Regions from separate parts of the Homo sapiens genome. Here region 1 is linked to region 2. Evidence: read pairs that join two places in POLR2A ChIA-PET (ENCODE). Cell type or tissue: PC-3. All regions are shown on one strand. Region 1 overlaps MICU2 (mitochondrial calcium uptake 2). Region 2 overlaps MICU2 (mitochondrial calcium uptake 2).

What was found. Peaks named below come from ENCODE experiments on the same cell type or tissue, not always from the same donor. Only the 100,000 strongest peaks of a DNase experiment are listed, where the experiment ranks them.
Region 1: POLR2A ChIA-PET joins it to region 2 with 6 read pairs; 4 of 35 experiments call an interaction of 5 or more read pairs at or near these places.

What each region holds. Positions count from the first base shown.
Region 1 is chr13:21,492,650-21,496,649 of GRCh38, reverse strand. It overlaps MICU2 (mitochondrial calcium uptake 2), which reads left to right. Exons shown (of 12, transcript NM_152726.3): 10 at 490-598; 11 at 1,332-1,489; 12 at 3,297-3,959. The coding sequence ends at 3,401. Among named protein-coding and RNA genes, the nearest start is that of ZDHHC20, 35 kb to the right of the region's middle. In PC-3, no CTCF peak of the experiment used is centred here; no DNase peak of the experiment used is centred here.
Region 2 is chr13:21,586,806-21,590,805 of GRCh38, reverse strand. All of the region lies in intron 1 of MICU2 (mitochondrial calcium uptake 2), which reads left to right. Among named protein-coding and RNA genes, the nearest start is that of MICU2, 15 kb to the left of the region's middle. In PC-3, no CTCF peak of the experiment used is centred here; a DNase peak (open chromatin) is centred at 2,175.

The DNA of each region.
Region 1 (4,000 bases), 94 kb after region 2:
TTAGAGAGGCTAAGGTCATACACGTTATAAAGGGCAGAACCGGAATTTCAGCATTAAAAGTCCATCTAACTCCAAAACTCTGTGCTCTTACTCAGTGCTATGTCCACTAATAAAACTTAGCAGAAGTGGACCACTTAACAGAGTATGTTAGTCTCTTCAAGCTGCCGCCTCAAAACACCACAGGCTGGGCAGCTTAAACAATAAATTTATTTCTCACAGTTCTGGAGGCCAGGAGTCCAAGATCAAGGCACCAGCAGGGCCAGTTTCTGGTGAGGCCTCTTGCCCAGCCTGCACACAGCACCTTCTCACTGTGCCCTTTGTGTGGCCATTTCTGTGTGCACACAGAGAGAAAGGGACAGAGAAAGCTCTGTTGTCTCTTCCTCTTAGAATGATACTAGTCTCTACGGTAGAAAAGAAAGTTCATAGTTAACATTTATAAGATTATTTAATGTACTTACAAAATTGTAATAAAAACTCTTACTTTATTAGAGCATTAGTTTGGATGAATTCAAGTCATTTTGCCATTTTACAACCCACTTGGAAGACTTTGCTATTGCCATGCAGATGTTCAGTTTAGCTCATCGTCCTGTCAGACTAGGTAAGTTATATGAAAAACCATTTAATTTTTATCATCTATAAACAGTTTTACTATATTCTTCAACTAAATGCTACCAATCAAGGAACAAATTATAAGTAAAAATAGTTGATTGACCTTTTAATTCAGTGTGGTTATTCTAGATTTAGAATACCAGTACTCCAGTTTAATGGTTACTTTCTATACTTTTATTTTCTCATTCTCCTAAAAAGAAGGAAGAAGGCCGGGCATGGTGGCTCATGCCTGTAATCCCAGCACTTTGGGAGTCCAAGGTGGGCGGATCACAAAGTCAGGAGTTCAAGACCAGCCTGGCCAACATGGTGAAACCCCATCTCTACTAAAAATACAAAAACTAGCTGGGCGTGGTGGCAGGCGCCTGTAATCCCAGCTATTCAGGAGGCCGAGGCAAGAGAATCGCTTGAACCCGGGAGACGGAGGTTGTAGTGAGTCAAGATCGTGCCATTGCACTCCAGCCTGGGCGACGAGCAAGATTCATCTCAAATATATGTTTAGAGCATTGATTAAATTACAATAGCTCATTTGTCTTGCAGTGACTCTCATGACATTCGTCGGCTTATGGTTTGAATATTTTCTTCATGGGTATTTTTGTTTTTGTTTTACTTCCCAAATAATAAAAATTTGGATTTGCTTTTACTTCTCAAATAATGAAAATTTAGATTAATTTCACTTAGACTATTTCACATAGTTGATAAGTTGTTTTATGTTTGTTTTTTAGCGGAGTTTAAGAGAGCTGTGAAAGTAGCAACAGGACAAGAACTCTCAAACAATATTTTGGACACTGTCTTTAAGATCTTTGATTTGGATGGTGATGAATGTCTTAGTCATGAAGAGTTTCTTGGGGTGTTAAAAAACAGAATGCATCGAGGTTTATGGGTAACAGATTTTTTTTATATAATACATGTTTACATTGTCATTAACTGATATTAAACCTAGAATTTGGGCAATTGTACAGTCTTTAAATGGAGTTTTCATCACTTATAAAAAGACTATAAGCTGTAATTGAAATACAGAAATATATTTTATATATGAGATTAAACATCTTTGCTTTTTAAAAAATAATGTGAATCTAATAAGAAATCACTATTTAAAGTGACTGTGAGCTACGATCGCACCACTGCACTCTAGACTGTGCAACAGAGCAAGCCCTTGTCTCCAAAAAAAAATAATTTTTTAAAAAAGAAATTACTATTCAGAAATGTAGCCTAGCTGGACATGGTGGCTCACATCTGTAATCCCAGCACATTGTGGGAGGCCGAGCCGGGTGGATCACTTGAGGCCAGGAGTTTGAGACCAGCGTGGATAACATCATGAGACTCTGTTTCTACAAAAAAAGGGAAAAAAAATCATAGCCTAGGATTTGACTAACTACATGTAATTAGATATATGTAAATTCAAATCCCACCTCTACTGTTTATTAACTGCTTAATCTTGCAAAGCCACTTAATTTTTTTTAGTCTCAGATTCTTGACCCATACCATGAGGAAACTAATCTACCAGAAAGCATTATTGTTAGAATTTGATGTAAAATACTTAGTATAGTGGCTGAGATTATGAAGTAAATTTCACTATTAGCATTATTCACTCAAAGTCACATATGAGTCTATACTTGTGGGACAAATCAAATTCAGATTTTTGTTCAGATTAGAATGTGCTAGAAGCACTCTCAGAAAAGAAGTCTGCCAGGGGAAGACTAGGGTCCAAAGAGAATCTACATGGTTGGTAGGTAGGCAAGAAAAAAGGAAGGAGAGAGAGAGAGAATATGGTACTATTCATGAAAATAAAGCTATTTACAACTTAGAAAAGCAATTCCATTTCCTGCAACAAACATAACTTAGGGAAAAATAAATATTATTTTCATTAGCAAACATATTAATATTTTATAAACTTTGCAGTTATCCAACACCCATAAATATATTCCGGGAAATTAAGCCAGTCTTTTCAGTTCACAATTGAGTGTACCTGGGAGTCTCCTTGCCCTTTCTCAGAAGACATTAAAAAGAAAAGCTGTAAATCAGTCATAAGAAAAAGAACATATATAATCTGGAGTAGAATTTTGCTTCCACTTGGCTAATTTTCATCAGTGCTATGCTCCTGTGGTCCCCCGGATCCAAATATTTCCTAACCTTTACCTTTTCATTTTGTTGAGAGTAGTAGTAATCCACATGTATTTTTAGCTAACAAAACACGTCCATGAATTAGATTATTTCTTGAAGCTTTTCATCAAATACTTTGTGGCCTTTTTTTTTTTTAATTTTAGCCAATGTTAAATCAAAGCTTTAGGCTTATAATTGTATTCTACATAGCTAAACAAAGTTCACCAGAAAAAAAGGGAAAGATTATAAAACATTATAAAAGGAAAACATTATAAAGTAATTAAATTTTAAAGCCAGTATGTGAAAGAAGAGATGGCCCAAAGTCTTCATTACCCTCTTAGAGAAGAAACTCCATTAATGTGTGCTCAGTCTGGTTCCACTCCCTAGTAACCTTAAGCATAGTTACATTCACTTTTTGTCTTTTACCCCCATTTTCAGTTCTGTTGTGATCATCTTTTACAACATAATTCACCCTCAACTATTTTTGGAGGAGTGTGGGAAGGAAATAAACAGTAACGTAAAGTATATATGAAATCATGTTTAACCTTGAAGACAATGACCCCTTGATTTTTACTTTCGGTTAACAGGTACCACAACATCAGAGTATACAAGAATACTGGAAGTGTGTGAAGAAAGAAAGCATTAAAGGAGTAAAAGAAGTCTGGAAACAAGCTGGAAAAGGTCTTTTTTAATAAAAGATATAATAGTATGGCAATTATATTGTTCCAAATGTCAAAATTTGTGATTTTTTAGAAGTACTTGCTATTTATCTTCTTAAGTCTTCATTGATATTCTGTGTGAAATAAGCATGTCTTGTACTTGCTTTCTGATTCATAATTTTATTAAAGAACTTAGTAGAAAGAAAAGTAAGTATAAAAATAGATATTGGATTCTGTCAGAAGGCCTAGATTTGAAATAATGTTTTGTACTTCGGTAAGATGGAAAACTTAGTGATTCACTGATTTCTTAGACACTCTAATATGATATGCTTTCTGGAAGGATAAAACAAATACATATGGGAAAAAGTACTTGAGACCAAGGCCAGCATCAATTCCAGACATCTTCATGTTCCTAATAGGCTAAATGAAGTTAAAAACTTATTTCAGATTTTTCTCATCTGTACCTTATATCTCATAAATTTATTGCATATTTTATGTCAGTAGCTTAGCTGTTTATTGTCTTTAAAATAACATGTAAACTTCAATGTTCTATCTGGAAGCAGAATAAAATATTTACATAGATACAAAAAATACTGAGGTGCTTTTTATTTTACATGTGTTTTTAAAACTAC
Region 2 (4,000 bases):
TTGGCTCACTGCCACCTGCACCTCTTGGGTTCAAGCGATCCTCCTGCCTCAGCCTCCTGAGTAGCTGGGACTACGGACAAATGCCACCACACCTAGCTAATTTTTTGTATTTTTAGTAGAAACGGGGGTTTCACCATGTTGGCCACGATGGTCTCGATCTCTTGACCTCCCAAAGTGCTGGGATTACAGGCGTGAGCCACCACGCCCGACCAATTCTTATTTTCTAACCTTTTAACATTTTCAGTTCCTGGGTGTGAAGAATAAGAATAGGAACATGTTTTAATGGATGTTTTATTTTGTTTAAATTTTGAAAGTGACCACAAAGAGAAGATTTATTTTTAAACAAGATATTTGATATCGTGCTTCTTTTAGGAGCTCTTGCAGGGCAGGCCTGGTGGTAATGAAATCACTCATCATTTGCTTGTCTGGAAAGGATTTTATTTCTCCTTCGCTTATGGAGCTTACTTTGGCTGAATATGGAATTCTGGGTTGAAAATTATTTTCTTTAAGAATGTTGAATATTGGCCCTCAGTCTCTTCTGGCTTGTAGAGTTTCTGCTAAGAGTTCCACTGTTAGTCTGATGGGCTTCCCTTTGTAGGTGACTTGGCCTTTCTCTCTGGCTGCCCTTAGCAGTTTTTCCTTCATTTTGACCTTGTAGAATCTGATTATGTGTCTTGGGGTTGGTTGATCTTCTCATGGAGTATCTTAATGGTGTTCTCTGTATTTCCTGAATCTGCATGTTGGCCTGTCTTGCTAGTGTTATATATAAAGTTTTGGTGCTGCAAAAGAAATAGCACTCAAATATAAAATTTTCTTTTAATTCTCAGCAAGGCAAGGTACTTCTATAGAAGGGTGCGCCCTTACAGACGGAACAATGGTGAGCGCACACTTGGACAAGGGAGGGAAAGAGGTTCTTATCCCTGACGCACGTGACCCTTGCTGCTGTATTTTTCCATTGGCTAGGGTTAGACTGCACAGGCTAAACTAATTTCAATTGGGTAATTTAAAGAGAGTGCACTACGGGGTGAGTGGTTTGGTGGGAAAAATGGTTATGACAGAACAGGTGATCAGAATCATGAAGTCAGGGTGGAATAGGTAATCGGAAGGAGTCAGGGTGGAGCAGGTAATCCGAATGAGTCAGGGTGGAACAGGTGATTGAAATGAGTCAGGGTGGAGCAGGTAATCGAAAAAGGTTGCTTTATGAGGAAGTTAAGTTTAAAAGTAGAAGGCAAAGAATTGAACATACTGACATATTGATTCTTTGAAGAGAAATTTAGAACTCATATCTAACAACCCCTACCCTTGTGTTTCCTTAACAGCTTTCTTTTCAAAGTTTTTTTAACATGTCTTGGCTTAGTTGTTTTGCTTGATTTTCCAAAAGAAGAAGCTTCTCTGGATAAGGTGGAGGATAGTTAAGGGAGGTTTTAGTAAGTGCCGTTTTTATGAGCCTCTGCACCAACCTACGGATGTATGGTATGACACAGCACCTGACAAGAATAAGTACACCCATTACGGCTGTGAGGGAAGTAAGAATTGAGGCTATTATTCCTTTCCATTTACCAAACCACTTTTCTAGCCATCCTGTAAAGGGGTCATTTACCCCTGAGTTGCAGGCTAACTCATTGGGTAGAGAAGTCAGACCTTGCAGTACCTTTGTTATACTTCCATTAGGGGCAGTGTTGTTTAGGATGAAGGTGCAACATTGAGTTTTAATCATGATGCAAACTCCTACTCTTTCTGCTAATATCATGTCTAAGGCTATCTTATTTTCCCAAGCCATCTGGCTAGTAGCCCTTAATTGTTCAGCTTTCCTTTAATAGCATTTTTAGTGTAGTTAATAAATCGCTGTTGGTTGTAGTAGATGTGGTTTATCTAATCTACATTTTTATTGTTACCTATCAAAATATTGACTTAAATCCTGCAGCTATTTGATTTTGGGCTTTAAATTGATCTGGTATTCCCCGCGAGATTCTAATTGTGTCTAAACAGACCTGAGAGTCGAAAGATCCAAGGGGCTTCTCTTGCTTTACGATGTCTTATTTTTCCTTCCTCTGGTTGATGAGATGCTAGGGTGAAAGGGATAGCCAACTGGACTAAAGCACAAGTGCCACTTCTGGTTATTTGGCAGAGTGTCCAGTAAAGGTCCACCACAATACCACCACACATCCGCTTGGGGATGAACAAGGGCTGACTCATTGATAAGCTCTTGAAAATTCTTAAGCTCACTGCATCCTTCCAGTCTCCAAGGAATGCTAAATTTCCTCCCTGTCATGAGAGACACGAAGTGAACTTAGTGTTGGGAGATGGAAGCTAGATGGCCCTTGGGGGCTGACCTGCAGGGTGCTGGACTTCGGGATATAGCAGAGAGAGCTTGGGATGACTTATTACTTGAGGCTGTAGGGTCCTGGAAAAGAACTACCATGCAGCCCACGCCTGGTCAACTGGAGGACCACCTTAGTGGAAAGGGGACAGTTTGGGCCTCTGGCCTGCCATGCACACAAGCATAACAATTGTTTTGTTTAACGTGTGGATGGAATATTTGATCCATTCCAACCAGGCATTTGCATCTTGGTATCCTGTCTTAATTGCCAAAGTTTGTTTTAAGTCTTTAACTTCTATGATCCTCTAGTAAAATGAATGTATGATTTTAGGAAATTACAAAAACCGGTTGGGGCAGTCCATCCTTGCTCTTTAGTGGTCCGCAGAACGTTGGACCAACTATGGCATAAAAGCTCTACATCGGGGGGCAAGACTCCTGGTTGACACTGGGGTCTGTATTGAAATGCTGAATTTGATATTATTTACTTAATAAAATTTAAGTTGGATGTCTTCATGTTCAGAGAAAGCAGAATGCCTCCACCTATGCAGTTCAAAGTCTGACTTCTTTGAATCTATCAAAAAAGAAAAATCAAGATTCAGTATTCACTGAAATGTCATCTACTTAAAGTGCACATTTAGTTTTTAGTATCTTATAACTACCATTCTGAAGTACTTATACCTAACTATTCAGCTTTTATTCATCATTTTACTAATACTTAGTATAGTCCCTAGTTCATCATAGGTACTAATTAATGACTGTTAAGTGAGTGAGTGGTTGAATGAATGGTAAGAGTGTCCAGCTAAAGCTGTGCTTAAAATGACTAAATTCACTTCGAAATCAGCATGCTTTTCCTCCGATCTATAATCCATTCGTATTGTTCCTATGCCTACTTGCATTTGCAGTTTTAAAGCATTTTCACCTATCATTGAGTAGTGGCTATCTCCAGAATCTTCCTTAATTTAGGTTTGGTTAATGTTTCCTCATGATTCATGCACTTTTTTCACAAATAACACTAAAGCCATGCTGTGTCCTTTTCAGTGCATCATATTAGGAGGTAAACAAATTAGATTTCTACTGCTGATAATTACAATTACTTTTATCATTTGGTAAGAAGACATCTGTCAGGTTTCTTCATTAAAAATTTAATAAGTACTTTATACTCATTAATAAGTATTTTGTGGGGAGATAATTTTGTGGCTTCATAGGGCTTTGTCCTCTCCACTGTTTACTCATTTATTCATTTATATCTACGGACTCATGGATTCCCATTTTACTCAAAGAGTCCATTTATTTTGATACTCAATTGCCCCATATGTAACCAGTCTCCTGAAAGCTGGTGCCTTGAATACTCGGTTCTCTCCTCCCCTCGTCCCTGGCAAAGGGGAGGAAGGAAGAGAGGGTGCAACCAAGTCTTGATTAACCCATCTGAGAGAGGAGAGCTTTTAGCTTTGATGTACAAAATGACAGATAATTTTCCTAGGATATAGATTATACTCTCTGGAATGTCAGACAAATAATAATGGGAAAGAGGGAAGAAGATGCCTGGGAGAGCAGCTTCTAGGAAAACAAAATTAAGCATCTTCTCTCACCAACTTTAATGCATCATTTTTACATACTATATTTAAATGTTTGTATATTTATGCTGACCTTGATACTAGAAAGATTTAGTGACTTAGAAAA